Linked DNA regions of Homo sapiens: all the other regions are linked to region 2. The links are chromatin loops, found by intact Hi-C in ENCODE. Cell type or tissue: chondrocyte. All regions are shown on one strand. Region 1 holds the start of TRC-GCA1-1 (tRNA-Cys (anticodon GCA) 1-1). Region 2 holds the start of LOC124901771 (a long non-coding RNA gene). Region 3 has its middle 2.6 kb from the start of TRC-GCA21-1.

The links. A loop is a pair of places that touch in the nucleus more often than their neighbours do. Peaks named below come from ENCODE experiments on the same cell type or tissue, not always from the same donor. Only the 100,000 strongest peaks of a DNase experiment are listed, where the experiment ranks them.
Region 1: it touches region 2 in a loop (4-fold over the local background); 2 of 110 quality-filtered maps call a loop at or near these places.
Region 3: it touches region 2 in a loop (6-fold over the local background); 83 of 110 quality-filtered maps call a loop at or near these places.

What each region holds. Positions count from the first base shown.
Region 1 is chr7:149,307,565-149,312,564 of GRCh38, reverse strand. TRC-GCA1-1 (tRNA-Cys (anticodon GCA) 1-1) reads right to left here and starts at 2,375; the gene lies at 2,304-2,375. In chondrocyte, CTCF peaks have their summits at 1,973 and 2,177 (motif pointing left); a DNase peak (open chromatin) is centred at 4,615.
Region 2 is chr7:149,739,443-149,744,442 of GRCh38, reverse strand. It overlaps LOC124901771 (a long non-coding RNA gene), which reads left to right and starts at 2,143. Exons shown (of 2, transcript XR_007060585.1): 1 at 2,143-2,336; 2 at 4,431-4,569. RefSeq lists an enhancer at 2,008-2,537. In chondrocyte, a CTCF peak has its summit at 2,079 (motif pointing right); no DNase peak of the experiment used is centred here.
Region 3 is chr7:149,659,696-149,664,695 of GRCh38, reverse strand. No RefSeq gene overlaps it. Among named protein-coding and RNA genes, the nearest start is that of TRC-GCA21-1, 2.6 kb to the left of the region's middle. In chondrocyte, a CTCF peak has its summit at 1,948 (motif pointing left); no DNase peak of the experiment used is centred here.

The DNA.
Region 1 (5,000 bases), 430 kb after region 2:
TTTAAATAACAGATGTTGACAAGGTTGCAGAGAAAAAGGAATGCTTATACACTATTGGTGGGAAGGTAAATTAGTTCGGCCCCTGTAGAAAGCAATTTGGAGATTTCTCAAAGAACTACAAATAGAATTACCATTCAACCCAGCAATCCCACTACTGGGTATATACCCAAAGGAAAATAAATCGTTCTGCCAAAAAGACACCTTCACTTGTATGTTTATCACAGCACTATTCACAATAGCAAAGACATGGAAGGCCGGGTGCAGTGGTTTATGCCTGTAATCCCAGCACTTTGGGAGGCCAAGGCAGGCAGATCACCTGAGGTCAAGAGTCAAAGGCCAGCCTGGCCAACACGATGAAACCCTGTCTCTACTAAAAATACAATACTTAGCCGGGATGATGGCAGGTGCCTGTAATCCCAGCTACTTGGGAGGCTGAGGCGGGAGAATTGCTTGAACCTGGGAGGGAGAGGTTGCAGTAAGCCAAGATCGTGCCACTGCACTCCAGCCTAGGGGACAGAGCAAGACTCTGTCTCAAAAAAAAAAAAAAGACATGGAATCAACCCAGGTGCCCATCACCAGTGATAGGATAAAGAGAATATGGGGCCAGGCATGGTGGCTCATGCTTATAATCCCACACTTTGGGTGGCCAAGGCAGGAGGATCTCTTGAGTCCAGGAGCTTGAGACCAGCCTGGTCAACACAGTGATACCCCCATCTCTACAAAAAATTTTTTAAAATAGCCAGGCATGGTGGTGCATGCCTGTAGTCCCAGCTACTCAGAAGCCTGAAGTGGGAGGATTGCTTGAGCCCAGGAGGTTGAGGCTGCAGAGACCCATGATTGCCATGATTGTACCACTGCACTCCAGCCTGGGTGACAAAGCAAGGCCTTGTCAAAAAAAAATGTGGTACATATATAACATGGAATACTACAGAGTCACAAAAAAAAGAATGAAATCACATCATTTGCAGCAACATGGATGCAGCTGGAGGCCATTATCCTAAGTGAGTTAACACAGAAACAAAAAACCAAATACCACATGTTCTCACTTATAAGTGGGAGCTAAACATTAGATACACATGGACAGAGAGATGGGAACAATAAGCATTGGGGAATCCAAAAGGGGAGAGGGAGGGAGGGGGAGAAGGGTTAATAAACTACCTGTTTGGCAATGGGATCATTAGAAGCCCAAACATCAGCATTACTCAATATACCCATGTAACAAATCTGTACACGTACCCCTTGAGTTTAAAATTTAAAAATTTTTAAAAAGGTCATCACTAGTTCGTGTATTCAACAAACATTTATTGAGCTCCTGCCTGTTCCAATCTGTGTCATGTTCTGTGAACCCCTAGCTGATGAAGACTTTGTTTTGGCAGTCAAGGAGCTCCTGGGCCAGAGAACTGTTCCCACTGCAGATATATACGGAGTACCCAAGGGACAACATGATCATCATCCTAGTCTCAGGCCTCCAGGAGAGGTCTCTGCACGCCAGGCCAACAGCTCTTTTGAGCTTGAGCTTATGTGCAGACCAGCAAAGAAAAATTTTCTTGTTGATATCTTTGTCCACAGCATGGGGGAAGGGAAAGAGAAGTGTATTTGTTTGTTCTCACACTGCTATAAAGACATACCTGAGACTGGGTAATTTATAAAGAAAATAGGTGTAATTGGCTCACAGTTCTGTGGGATGTACAGGCTTCTTCTGGGAAGGCCTCAGGAAACTTACAATCATGGCAGAAGGGGTGTGAGAAGCAAGCACATATTCACATGGCCGGCAGGAAAGAAAGAGAGTAAAGGGGGAAGTGCTACACACTCTCAAACAACCAGATCTCATGAGAACTCACTCGCTATCACAAGAACAGCAAGGGAAAAATCTGCCCCATAATCACCCCCCACTAGATCCCTACCCCAACACTGGGGATTACAATTCAACAAGAGATTTGGGTGACAACACAGAACCAAACCATATCAAGAGATTGCAAGGGCTTTGGGACTAGACCTTCAGTGAGGCTAATTGTTGAGAAGGAACAATACTCAGTCCAGCTCTGCTCAGCACATCATTATTGCAGTGGTCTAGCATCTCTTCCTGTCTTCTCCTCCAACTCAGACATTGCTGGGCCAAACTAGGTATTTTTTTTCAGATTTCAGCCTGACCATATCACTCCCTCTGGTGGACAGTTGTTGATTCTTTTTACCCAGCATCCATTTCTCCCTCTTCTTAAGCTTCTTTCATTGTTTCTCCTTCATCTCCTTTTTTGTCTCAAATACTGTCTCCCAAAAGATGCATTCTAGAAGTGAAGAAAACTAGGGGGCACCTGGATTTGAACCAGGGACCTCTTGATCTGCAGTCAAATGCTCTACCACTGAGCTATGCCCCCTGCTGCCATTATGTTTCCTATTAATATTATTTCAGCTTTGGAATCGTGTTGTATTAACATGATGGTAAGTGGCAGAGATTAAATTTCAGCTGATAGAAAATAAAATATAATGTAAATATCAGACAAGAAGCTGACTTCCAGGAACTCAAATGTTCTCAGGACTCTCTCCCTGTAGCTTTATTCTTTGGTTCCCTCTTAAGTTAGTTTTAATGTCTCAAACCCAACTCTCCACGCAGCTGAGACCCTGCCTCCAACATTTGTAGGTTCATAGCTCCACACTTTGATTGCCAGAGAGAAAAAGACTTGAGTCTAAAAAATTCTAGAGAAGGACTGTGGTTGGTTTGGCTTGGGTTCTGTGCCTATCCATGAGCAGCCACTGCCACCAAGGATTAAGATATGTAAGGGGTATAACCATTTCAGGAGTAAGGTCTTCTAAGAATATATCTGCCTCCACTCAGAATATATGTCTATAGTATGAGGAGAAAAGTGGTTCTCTAAAAGAAGTCAGGAGTAGCCAGGACATGGCCATGGGGGACCATCACTGCAGCCCTAGGGGCCTCTCAGTATTCTCAGCAGAGTGGAACATATTAAGAAAGACTAGCAACCTACTGCCTCTGCTAAACAGAGCCATGGGAAGCCCTGCACAGCCAGATTCCTTGATGAGTTTCATGCATTAATTCAATGAGCACTAGTAGGTGCCTCCTGTGTCCCAGACTCTAACAACCACACAATTCCCGGCCTCAGGAGCTAAAAGTTTAGTGGAAATGCCTGTCATGGCAATTCATGATAATAGCTCTTGGAATACAGAGGAGAGGGTGTAAATTACACACCTGACCAAAACTAGGGTAATGGCATGTTCCCTATTCAAAATGGGCTTTGCGTTCTGAAGGGCTTACTTAAACAAGGCAGGTGGGAAGGAATTCCATGTGAAAATGGCAGCAAGAGCAATGGATTCAGGTGCAGCCTTGACAAGAAAGTTCAAGGATGGTCATTGCACAGTGTTGGGTGAGACAATGGGGGAGGATCTTAGAGAGGCATCGAGGCCCAAGGCCTACAGTACAGCAGGACCTCCTTGCAGAATTAATAGTCAACATGGGCCCTGAGTGTGACCCCACTGGAGAAAAGGACCCATAAGAACTGCTGATGTGTTGGGGCCACAGCTTAGGGCACTGGACTGTAGGTCAAGAAGTTGGGGTTCAAATCCAGGTGGCTTCTCCCTATTCTGGCTTTCGCACATGAATGCCTTCCCATATTTTTCATATTATAGCCCACTTAAGAGACGAACTCTGGTATTCAAGGGTGGTCTTCACTGTGCATGTTCGCCAAGAGGCAAGGTCCCTGCTTTGGATTGAATGGGTCACCTAAAAAGATACATTGAAACCCTAACCTCTGGTACCTGTGAACGGGACCTTATCTGGAAACAGGGTCTTTGCAGATATAATGAGCTCAAGATGAGGTCATTAGGGTGGGCCCTTATCCAATATCACTGATGTCCTTGTAAGAAGAGGAAAGGAGACAGACACAAACACAGAAAGAATATCATGGGAAGATGGAGGCAGAGACTGGAGCGAATGTCTGTAAGCCAAAAGCACCAAGGAGCAAGGCCACACCAGAAGCCGGGAGGAGGCAAGGAAGAGCTCTACCCAGCGTCTCCGAGGAAGCAGGCCTGACTGGCACCTCCACTTCTGACTTCTGGTCTCCAGAACTGTCCAAGAATAAACTGCTGTTGTTTCAAGCCACTCCATTTGTAATACCCTGTATGGCAGCCCTAGGGAATTAATACAGTCCCCACGCAGGGGGGCTACTTGGTCCCTGCATCCAGGGCAGGGACTGAAGAGAAAAGAGTGAAGCCGCCTGACTGGGCCTGATCACCTCCAGGCTGTGAAATTCCAGCTTCTCCAGCCTGGCTGGCCTGCGCAGATGTGGGGGTTCCTGGGATTGCTAGGGCTGCGGCCTCTCTGGCCACGAAATAAATAGCTTTCCCTGGAGACCTTGGCTCCCCAAGTAAGAGGGAGGGCTGAGTAAGGGAAGGGAAGGAAATAGCCCAGATCAGGAGAAAATAAGTGGACCTCACTGCATGTGGCGAAGTAGAGAACTGTTAGGAATGCTCCGTGAAGGCTGAGACGCACACACCACACAAAACCCCATTCCTTACCTATGAAGCCAGGAGGCTGGCCCAGACCCTCACAGGTCCTGTCCACCACCTCTCACCTGCAGGAAGCAAGTGAGGAGGAGGCCGCAGTGCTCTGGGAGCGGGGCGGAAAGGGCTGCTCCGCAGCGGGGTGGGAGTCCTTCGGTCCTCCTTACTGATGGTCCAGCTGGAGCCGTGAGTGTGGCCGCCTCCTTGAGTGCTAACTGAGACCTCTTTTCTCTTGGACCTGCCTAGGACTCTGTTTTGCCATTTGTTAAATGGGGATGTAAAAGCCCTACAGCGGGGCGCAGTGGTTCACACCAGTAATTCCAGCCTCCAGGCTGAGGCTGGAGGATTGCTTGAGCTCAGGAGTTTGAAACCAGCCTGGGCAACATGGCGAGACCCCAACCTCTACAAAAAAAATTTTTTTAGATTAACCGAGTGTGGTGGCATGTGCCTGTGGTCCCAGCTACTTGGGAGGCTGAGGAGGGAGG
Region 2 (5,000 bases):
AGATGTTTCTCTCATCGAGTCCCTCACTCATGCCAGGGAGATGAGCAGCAATAGAGAAGGCCCAGATCTGGCTCTCAGCTGACCACGTGCACACAAGCCAGCCTAGGAAGCTACTGTAAATCTCTGCCAATAAAATCCAGGGTGCAATGCTGGGAAAGAGTGGGGTGTCAGAAGTTTTTATGGGAAAAAGTTATTGGGTCAATGATATATGTTTTTACTGCCTAGACTCTGGGTCTGCATTTATTCTTATACAAAGTTGCAACATGCACCAACTCAGACATTGTAAGACTGTAAGAGATTCTGAGGAAAACAAGTACATATTATAGCTAGAGAGACCAGCAGGATGCTCAGGGGCGACTTGTCTACCATCCCTCCCCCTCACCATGTTGAGTAGTTGACTGACTGATCTAAGCTTCAATTTCCTCCTCTGCAAAATCAAGATAAAATTATACTTCCTTTGGTTGGTGCTAGAATAAAGTGAAATAATGCATAATAATGAAATAATATGGCATAGTGCCTGGCACATTCTGGATGTAAATATTAGCTAAAGTCAGTTGAAAAACACTAAACCTTAATTTATAAAAGTGGTCAAGGGCAGGACTGTTCTCAAATCTTTCCAACACAGGTCCTTATTAAATGTCATTCTTGTGATTAGCATATAATAAATTCTCAGTAAGTGTTAGTTGCTGTTGCTGTAGTTAGTAAACAGAACAGCTCAGGCAATGTTGGGTCAAGTTAGGGACTCGCCACTGCCAGGGAGAAGTAAGGGATCTGGCACGAAGTCAAGCCAATGTCAAGGAAACATTCCTGGAAAATACATGGTTTGCTTTAAGAGTCTAAATGAGAATGTGGTCTCTCTCTCCAAATATTTGCACACATTGGCACAAAACTTCAACATTTTACAATTATGCTTTCAATGGTCTTATTTGAGCCACACATTCAAACGATATTTTCTTTCTTTTTTTTCTTTTCTTTTTTTTTTTTGTGACGGAGTTTCGCTCTTGTTGCCCAGGCTGGAGTGCAATGGCGCGATCTCGGCTCACTGCAACCTCCACCTCCCGGGTTTAAGTGATTCTCCTGCTTCAGCCTCCCAAGTAGCTGGGATTACAGGCATGTGCCGCCACGCCCACCTAATTTTTGTATTTTTAGTAGAGACGGGGTTTCACCAAGTTGACCAGGCTGGTCTTGAACTCCTGACCTCAAGTGATCTGCCCGCTTTGTCTTCCCAAAGTGCTGTGATTACAGGATGAGCCACCGCGCCTGGCCACAATATTTTCAAGGTACAAATTCATCTTGGCCAGGCATGATGGCTCACACCTGTAATCCCAGCACTTTGGGAGGCCAGCGTGGAAGGATCACTTGAGCCCAGAAGTTTGAGACAGACCTGAGCAACATAGCAAGACCCTGTCTCTTTAAAAAAAAAAAAAAAAAAAAAAAAACCCGGCTGTGCGTGGTGGTGCACACCTGTAGTCCCACCTACTTGGGAGGCTGAGGTGGGAGGATTGCTTGAACCCAGGAGTTCCAGGCTGCAGTGAGGTATGACCATGTCACTGCACTCCAGCGTGGGTGACAGAGTGAGACCCTGTCTCAAAAAAAAAAAATCTCACATCAGACCTGACAGGTATATGAAATCCTAAATTGGGACGTGATGTTAAAGTTCATCTGGCTCTCATCATTCACTCCCTCCAAGTAGGAGTCCCTTCCACAGCCCCACAGGTGATGTCCTCATCTGAACCCAGCACCGCTGCTCGTGGCTGCCTCTCTGGAAGCCTGTGCCAGGATTAGGCACACACCTGATTCTCTCGGCAGTGGGGAACCTCCGAAGGAGGCTGCCCTTCCCCCACCTTCCAGCATGGTGACTGCAGAACCAAGCTCTGCTGTAGAAAGAGAGCTGGTAGCAAGGCGTCTCTTCACCCTCTGTCCAGTAATACACACAAGGTGGCTTCATATACAAGGCAGCGTGGGATCTCTGAGGAAGCCCTTAAGGTAATGTTCGGGAGTAGGAAGGTGGGCTTCACGACTTCTGTTTTCCCTTCAGCCCCCTACGGGGACCAGTTGCAGCCCTGAATTGTCATTGCCTCTCTTTCCCAGCAGATGGCGCCGAGGCGCTGGAACGGAAGCCCCTTTCCTTGACCAGCTCTCCCCTCCGAAATAGGGATTCCAGAAACGCAGGTTCCTGCCTCTCTGCCCGAGGTCTGGCAGAGCAGGTGGTCTCAGTGTGGTTTGATGGAGGAGCAAAGGCATTCCAGATTCAGAACAGCTTCCTGTTCTGCTCACAGCAGCCTCAAAGTCGATTGAAAGTTTCTGGCAAAATACAAATTATTTCCTGGGAGGAGGTAAGAGAATGGATTAATTTACTTAGTTTCCTAGTTGAGAATTTCCCAAGGTACTGGGACTCAGAGCAGATGTGTCATTATTGGTGGGGAGGGGAGGTAAAGGAAAGTCTGGCTCGATTATTCTCAGCTGCGACCCGGGACTGTGGCGGGGCTTGCACACACTCACAGCTCCTTCTGGAGACCTCCGCCCGCTTATCTTTGGGGGCCTGTGGTCCCTGCCTGGCCCACTGTTCTGGCGAACTGCGGCCGCCTAATGCAGTGCCACCAGCCTGCTGAGACGTACAGTGGCTGCTCCCGGGCTCCTGGCACTCTGAAATCTGGCATGCAATAAACGCATGCTGCCTGTGGAAGGCAGACAGATGCAGAAGTTCTCTGTGGTTAGCAGGGGGAATGGCTGGGAGGCAGCAGTGGTAAACTCTGATTGTTCTACAGTTTTGCCAACAAGAATGGTTCTCAATACGGGCTGCATGGCAGAATCTCCAGCAATTTATAAATATACCAATTGAATGTGTACGTTTTTGTATATTGTATTTTAATAAAAAGTTTATACACGCATACATATGGCTAGATAGATGATAGATGCCAACTCCATCTATCAATCATCTCATTCTCCATGAATGAGAATCTGTACAGGTGGGGCCTAAACCTGATTTTTTAAATCTCTCTCAAGTGACCCCAGTTTGCACTCAGGGAAGAGAACTGTTGCTCTATGAACTTCTCCATCATCTTAAAGATCCATGTCCAGATTACCACCAAGCCAGAATCATTTTTAAAAATTTTAAATGGAGGGGATGAAGGAGTGTCTGAGGACATGCAGGGTCAACAGAGATGCCCTAGGGCAATGCCCTGTCTTCTGTAACAAAGTGTGACTGGCCTGTTAACACGGGAAACTGAAGCATGGTGCTGAGCCTGAGGTGTTGATGGTACCAGCTCATGGTTTCTACTAGAATCCAAGGGTCCAATAATAAACACTTGGAAAATTTCGATGCATTTATTCCAACGCCTTCACTGCCTTTTTTTTCTTTTTTTTTTTTTTGAGACAGAGTCACACTCTGTCGCCTGGGCTGGAGTGCAGTGGCACAATCACAGCTTGCTGCAACCTCCACCTCCTAGGTTCAAGCGATTCTCCTGCCTCAATCTCCCAAGTAGCTGGGATTACAGATGCACACCACCATGCCCAGCTAATTTTTTGTATTTTTAGTAGAGATGGGGTTTCACCATGTTGGCCAGGCTGCTCTCGATCCTGGCCTCAAGTGATCCACCCACCTCAGCCTTCCAAAGTGCTGAGATTACAGGTGTGACCCACCGCGCCCAGCCCACTCTCTGTCTTAAACCCAAAAAAGAGTGTTATTCAGAGATTCAATCCAGGTTTATTGAACCCCCACTATGTAGCTGATCCAGTGTTGATGCCAGATATACCATATGTATTTGCCTCATCCACAGAGCTTACAGTTGGGGGCTGGTGGGTGTGGGGGGCAGACATTCAACAAAGTAACACACAAATAGATGCTGCAGATTACTAATTTTTATAACAATCTATTTCTTCCTCCCTGATTTGCCTCAGACACTGACGAATCTAATGTGAAGGTCCAGAGTTCAGTGTGCCTCTCGCCCTGCATGTTTTGGGGCCTTCCTTAGCTCTGAAGCCAGAGAATCCCAGCTCAAACTCACCTAGCAACTGTGTAGCTTTGAGCAAGTTTCTTAATTTCTGTGCTTCAAGGAAATCACAAAAAGTGCTCAATAGTTCTCTCCACATAAATCTTTTTTAGATTGATTCCTGGGCTCTTGAGTTTTTTGTTACTACAAATAAAATCTTTAAAGTAATACTTTCTAACTGTTGGCTGTGGGTATATGTAAATATAACTTAGTTTTGGTATACTGGTTTTTAACACTTCAATATGTCACCATTAAGCATATTAGCTATTGATATGGTTTGGCTGTGTCCCCACCCAAATCTCATCTTGAATTGTAGCTCCCATAATCCCCACATTATGGAAGGGACTCAGTTGGAGGTAACTGAATCATGGGGGTGGGTTTTTCCCTTGCTTTTCTCATGATAGTGAATAAGTCTCATGAGATCTGATGGTTTTACAGAGGGCAGTTCCCCTACAGTCTCTTGCCTGCCACCATGTAAGACATGCCTTTGTTCCTTCTTCACCTTCCGCCATGATTGTGAGGCCTCCTCAGCCACGTGGAACTGTGAGTCCATTAAACCTCTTTTCTTTATAAATTACTCAGTCTTGGGTCTGTCTTTATTAGCACCATGAAAATAGGCTAATACAGCTATCATCTTTTTTTTGGTATATAATCCTCATCAAATTAAGAAATTTCCTTTCTCATCCCAGTTCACTTGGAATATTGATGGGTGCTGGCTCTTATCAAGTGATCTTTCTGCAGCTATTGAGATGATCATGTGACTTTTCCCCTTTAATCTATTATTGTGGGTTACCACTGGTGATTTTCAAACGTTGAAACCATTCTTGATCGACAAGATGAAGCCAACTGGGTAATGATGTTTTACTCAGTAAAACATTTTGTGTATTGCTAGATTCTCTTTGGCTAATATTTTGTTGAGTATTTTTCCTATGTACATTTTTTGAGATTAGCCTGTAATTTTGTTCTCTTGTACTGTCCTCAAGTTTTGGAAATTTCAAGATTATGCCA
Region 3 (5,000 bases), 80 kb after region 2:
TAGAGACTGCTCTTCAGGCCATGAGTTCACTCCTTCACTCCCCAAATAACCTCCTGTCACTTGTCTAATGGCATCTTTCTACCTTGTAGCCACAACCTGAACTCCTTCAACTGAGGTCTCCTCCCGTTCCCTTACTCAGTACCTGATGGGAGTAGGGGTTGGGGGAGAGGCAGGTCTAAGTATCAAGGCTATTTTCACAACAATGTGTCATAATAAATCATCCCAAAATTGGCTGCTTGAAACAATAAGCATGTATTCTCATGCTCATAGGTCAGCAGCATGGATGCCAATCAGCTGATGCAGGCTGGGCTCGACCTCGTGTATCCGCTTCAAGCTGTGGGTCCATCTGTGCTTGGTTTCTGTCTGAGCTGGGCTTAGATCTGCTCCATGTGTGTTCCTTCTATGATCCCGGATGGAGGAGTAGCAGCTAGCAAGGGGCACTTTTCTTATGGTGACAGCAGAAATGCAAAGGGGTAGGCCCAACTATGAAAGCAGCTTTCAAGCCCCTATTTGCATTACATGTGAGAACACCTCAATGATCAAGGCGGCCAGTCACAAGACCAAACTGTAACTCAAGAGCAAGAAAGCATGTTTCACCTCCAGTGGGAAGATCTGAAAAGAAGGTAAAGGCCACAGATGCAGAAATAAATCAAAATTCAGGGCCAACAGTTTCATCTACCATGAACTGCCCTCTTGGTCATAATTACTTACATCTCTCCCATGTGCAAAATATACTCACCTCTATCCCAAGGTTCTCAAAGCCTCATTCAATTAGACAAAGTCCAAGCTCTTGTGATCCATATTAAATCAGATGAGGCTACTCTTGATTCAAAGATCTATGAACTCAAAAGAGAAAATTTGTACCCATTGAACACCTCAAGTACAATGATGGTACAAGAACAGAATTATTGCAATAAACATTTACATTCAAAAATTGGACAAAATGGAAAGCATGCACAGTCACAGAAACTGGTTCATGGAAACTAAAATGCTGAGAGTGTAGAAAATGATGGATGGAAGAGAAGACCAATGTGCAGCTCCCACCTGGACAAACAGAACAGCATGTGGAAATTCACATCATGAACTTTTGCTCCAAGAACCACCATAGGATCACACCAGAAAAACCAAAAGAACTCACAGACCCTTTTAAAGAAGCAGCTTGCTGCTGCAAACTCTATGAGATAGACAAAAAACTGTGAGTTCCCAATGTATGAGTGGGGAAGGTTTGCCTCTGAACACACATCTTCACTGTGGAACCTAAAAACCCAGATCATAGGAGTAGGATTTAACCTTATGTACAGCTGAAATGGATTTAGGGAGCTGAGCAAAATATAAAAGTAGAAGAAGCAGTAAGAAGGGCCCCGTAGGTACTCCCAGACTCCAGCTCAAGCCCAGGGAAGCCATTCCTGACTTTATCTCACAGGGGTCCTTGGGGAAGGCAGAGAGCAGAATTAGGGAGGGGCTACAGGGTAAAAGAAGCTTCTAGTTGAGCTTTGTAATAATTTCAACTGAGCACGAATTTTCCTGAGCAGAATCCAGTGGATGAATGAGATGTGTAGGTATGAGTACAGGAGCTGCAGCTGACATCATGGGCAGACAGGGAGGGATGAGGCCTGAAAACCCTGCTTGCTTTCTCAGTGGGGAGGCTTGTAGCCTGAAGCAGGATTGCAGCCCTGTGTGTCAGCTGCCTGGATATAAACTCGGTGCTGTTGGCAGGGCATGGAGGGAGTGAGACTGGCCTTGCTGACTGCTTGGGAGCTGGGCGAGGCCTGTCACTGCTGGCTTTCTACCACTTCCCTGGCAGCCTGTATAATGCAGCAGAGACAGCCATAATCCCCCTTGGAACATAGCTCTGTTGGCCTGAGAACCACTCACCCTATGCCCTACAGTGACTGCAGCAAGCCCCGCCCAAGAAGTACCAGAGCTTAGACCCGCTAAACACTGCCCCCACCTGGTGGCTTTCCTCTACCCACCCTGGTAGCCGAAGACAAAAGACAAGCTCTTGGGAGCTCTATAGCCCCACCAATCACCTGGGAAACTTGAATACTTATCCTGGCCAATTTAGGGCAAGCTTATATTCCCATTCTACTATCACAGCTGGTGCTCTATTGAAAGCACCACCTCCTACCTAAATGCCAACTAACTCAAGCCATTACAGCAATGTATAACAGAGCATCCCTCACCAAAGGCAAAAACAACAGTTAATTCCACTGCCAGTAACATCCTGCCTAACCAGAGGTCCTGAGTCTGTCCACATGACAGCTTTACTGCTAGCACAACCAACATTTAAGAAAATCAGTGCATTAAATGAAACTACAACCGAGGACTCTCACAGAGTCCATTTCACTCCCCTGCCACCTCCACCAGAGCAGCGTGCTGGTATCCGCAGCTGGGAGACCTGAAGATGGCTCACATCACAGGACTCTTTGCAGACATTCCTCAGCACCAGCCCAGAGCCTGGTAGCCCCACTGGGTGGCTAGACCCAGAAGGGCAATAACAATCACTGCAGTCCAGCTCTCAGGAAACCCCATCCGTAGGGAGGGGAGGAGAGCACCACATCAAGGGATCACCCCATGGGACAAAAAAATCTGGACAGAAGCCCTTGAGTTCCAAATCTTTCCACTGAAACTGGCTATCCAAATGAAAAGTAATTCTGGGAATATGACAAAACAAGGTTGTATAACACCCTGCAAAGATCACACTAGCTCTCCAGCAATGGATCTAAACCAAGAATAAATCTATGAATTGCCAAATAAAGAATTCAGAAGATTAATTATTAAGTTACTTAAGATGGTACCAGAGAAAGGTAAAAACCAACTTAAAGAAATTTTTAAAAAACCCTACAGGATAAGAATGAAAAAGTCTCCAAGAGAAATAGGTATCATGAAGAAAAAATAATGACAACTTCTGAAAATGAAAGACACACTTAGAGAAATACAAAATACACTGGGAAGGTTCAACAGTAGACTAGAACAAGTAGAAGAAAGAACTTCAGAGGTCAAAGACAAGGCTTTGGAATTAACCCACTGTGACAAAGACAAAGAAAAAAGTATTTTAAAATATGAACAGTCTGGGCATGGTGGTTCATGCCTGTAATCCCAGCACATTGGGAGGCTGAGGCGGGTGGATTACCTGAGGTCAGGAGTGAAACATGGTGAAACCCCGCCTCTACTAAAAATACAAAAATTAGCTGGGTGTGGTGGTGTGCACCTGTAGACCCAGCTACTCAGGAGGCTGAGGAAGGAGAATCGCTTGAACCTGGGAGGCAGAGGTTGCAGTGAGCCAAGATCATGCCACTGCACTCCAGCCAGCCTGAGTGACAGAGTGAGACTCCATCTCAAAAAAAAAAAAAGGAAAGAAAAGAACAAAACTTCCAAGAAAGTTAGGATTATGTTAAACAACCAAGCTTAAGAATAATTGGTGTTCCTGAGGAAGAAGAGAAATCTAAAAGTTTGGAAAACCGATTTGAGGGAATAATCAGGGAAAACTTCCCTGGCCTTGCTAGAGATCTAGACATCCAAATATAAGAAGCTCAAATAGCACCCAGGAAATTCATCACAGAAAAATCATCACCAAGGCACATATCTAAAGTCTTGACTTGTCTACATCAAGACAAAGGGAAGAATCTGAAGAGCTGTGAGGCAAAACCATCAGGTAAACTATAAAGGAAAGCCTATCAGATTAACAGCAGATTTCTCAGCAGGAACCTTGCAAACCAGAGGGATTGGGGTCCCATCTTTAGCCTCATTAAACAAAATAAGAATTTTGTATCCAGCAAAACTAAGCTCCATACATGAAGGAGTGATAAAGTCTTTTTCAGACAAACAAATGCTGAATGAATTTGCCGCTACTAAGCCAGCACTACAAGAAATGCTAAAAGGAGTTCTAAATCTTGAAACAAAATCTTGAAATACACATCAAAATAGAACCTCCTGAAAGCATACATCTTATAGGTCCTATAAAACAATAACACAATGAAGAAAAAAAAGGTATTCAGGCAACAACTAACACAATGAATAGAACAGTACCTCACATCTCAGTACTAATGTTTAATATAAATGACCTAAATGCTCCACTTAAAAGATACAGAATGGCAGAATGGATCAAAATCCACAAACCAAGTATCTGCTGTCTTCAAGAGACTCACCTGACACATAAGGATTCACATAAGCTTAAGGTAAAAGGTGGAAAAAGACATTCCATGCAAATGGACACCAAATGCAAGCAGGAGTAGCTATTCTTACATCAGACAAAACAGACCTTAAAGAAACAATGGTTAAAAAAGACAAAGAAGGACATTATATAATGATAAAAGGACTAGCCCAACAGGAAAATATCACAATCCTAATTATATATGCACCTACACCAGAGCTCCCAAATGTACAAAACATTACTACTAGACCTAAGAAATGAGATAGCTGGTAACACAATAATAGTGGGGGACTTCAATACTCCACTGACAGCACTAGACCAGTCGTCAGGAGAGAAAGTCAACAAAGAAACAATAGACTTAAACTATACCCTACAACAAATGAACTTAACAGATATTTACAGAACATTCTACCCAACAACTGCAGAATATACATTCTTCTCATCAGCACATGGAACATTCTCCAAGATAGACCATATGATAGGCCACAAAACAAGTCTCAATAAATTTAAGAAAATTGAAATTATATCAGTCAAGTACTCGCTCAGATCGCAGTGGAATAAAATTGGAAATTAACTCCAAAAGGAACCCCCAAAACAGTACAGATACATGGAAATTAAACAATCTGCTCCTGAATGATCATTGGATGAACAATGAAATCAAGATAGAAATTAAAAATTCTTTGAATTGGATGATAATAGTGACTTATGAAATCCTCTGAAATACAAAAAAAAGTGATGCTAAGAAGAAAATTCGTAGCATTAAATGTCTACATCAAAAAGTCTGAAACAGCACAAATAGACAATCTAAGGTCACGCCTCAAGGAACTAGAGAAACAAGAACAAACCA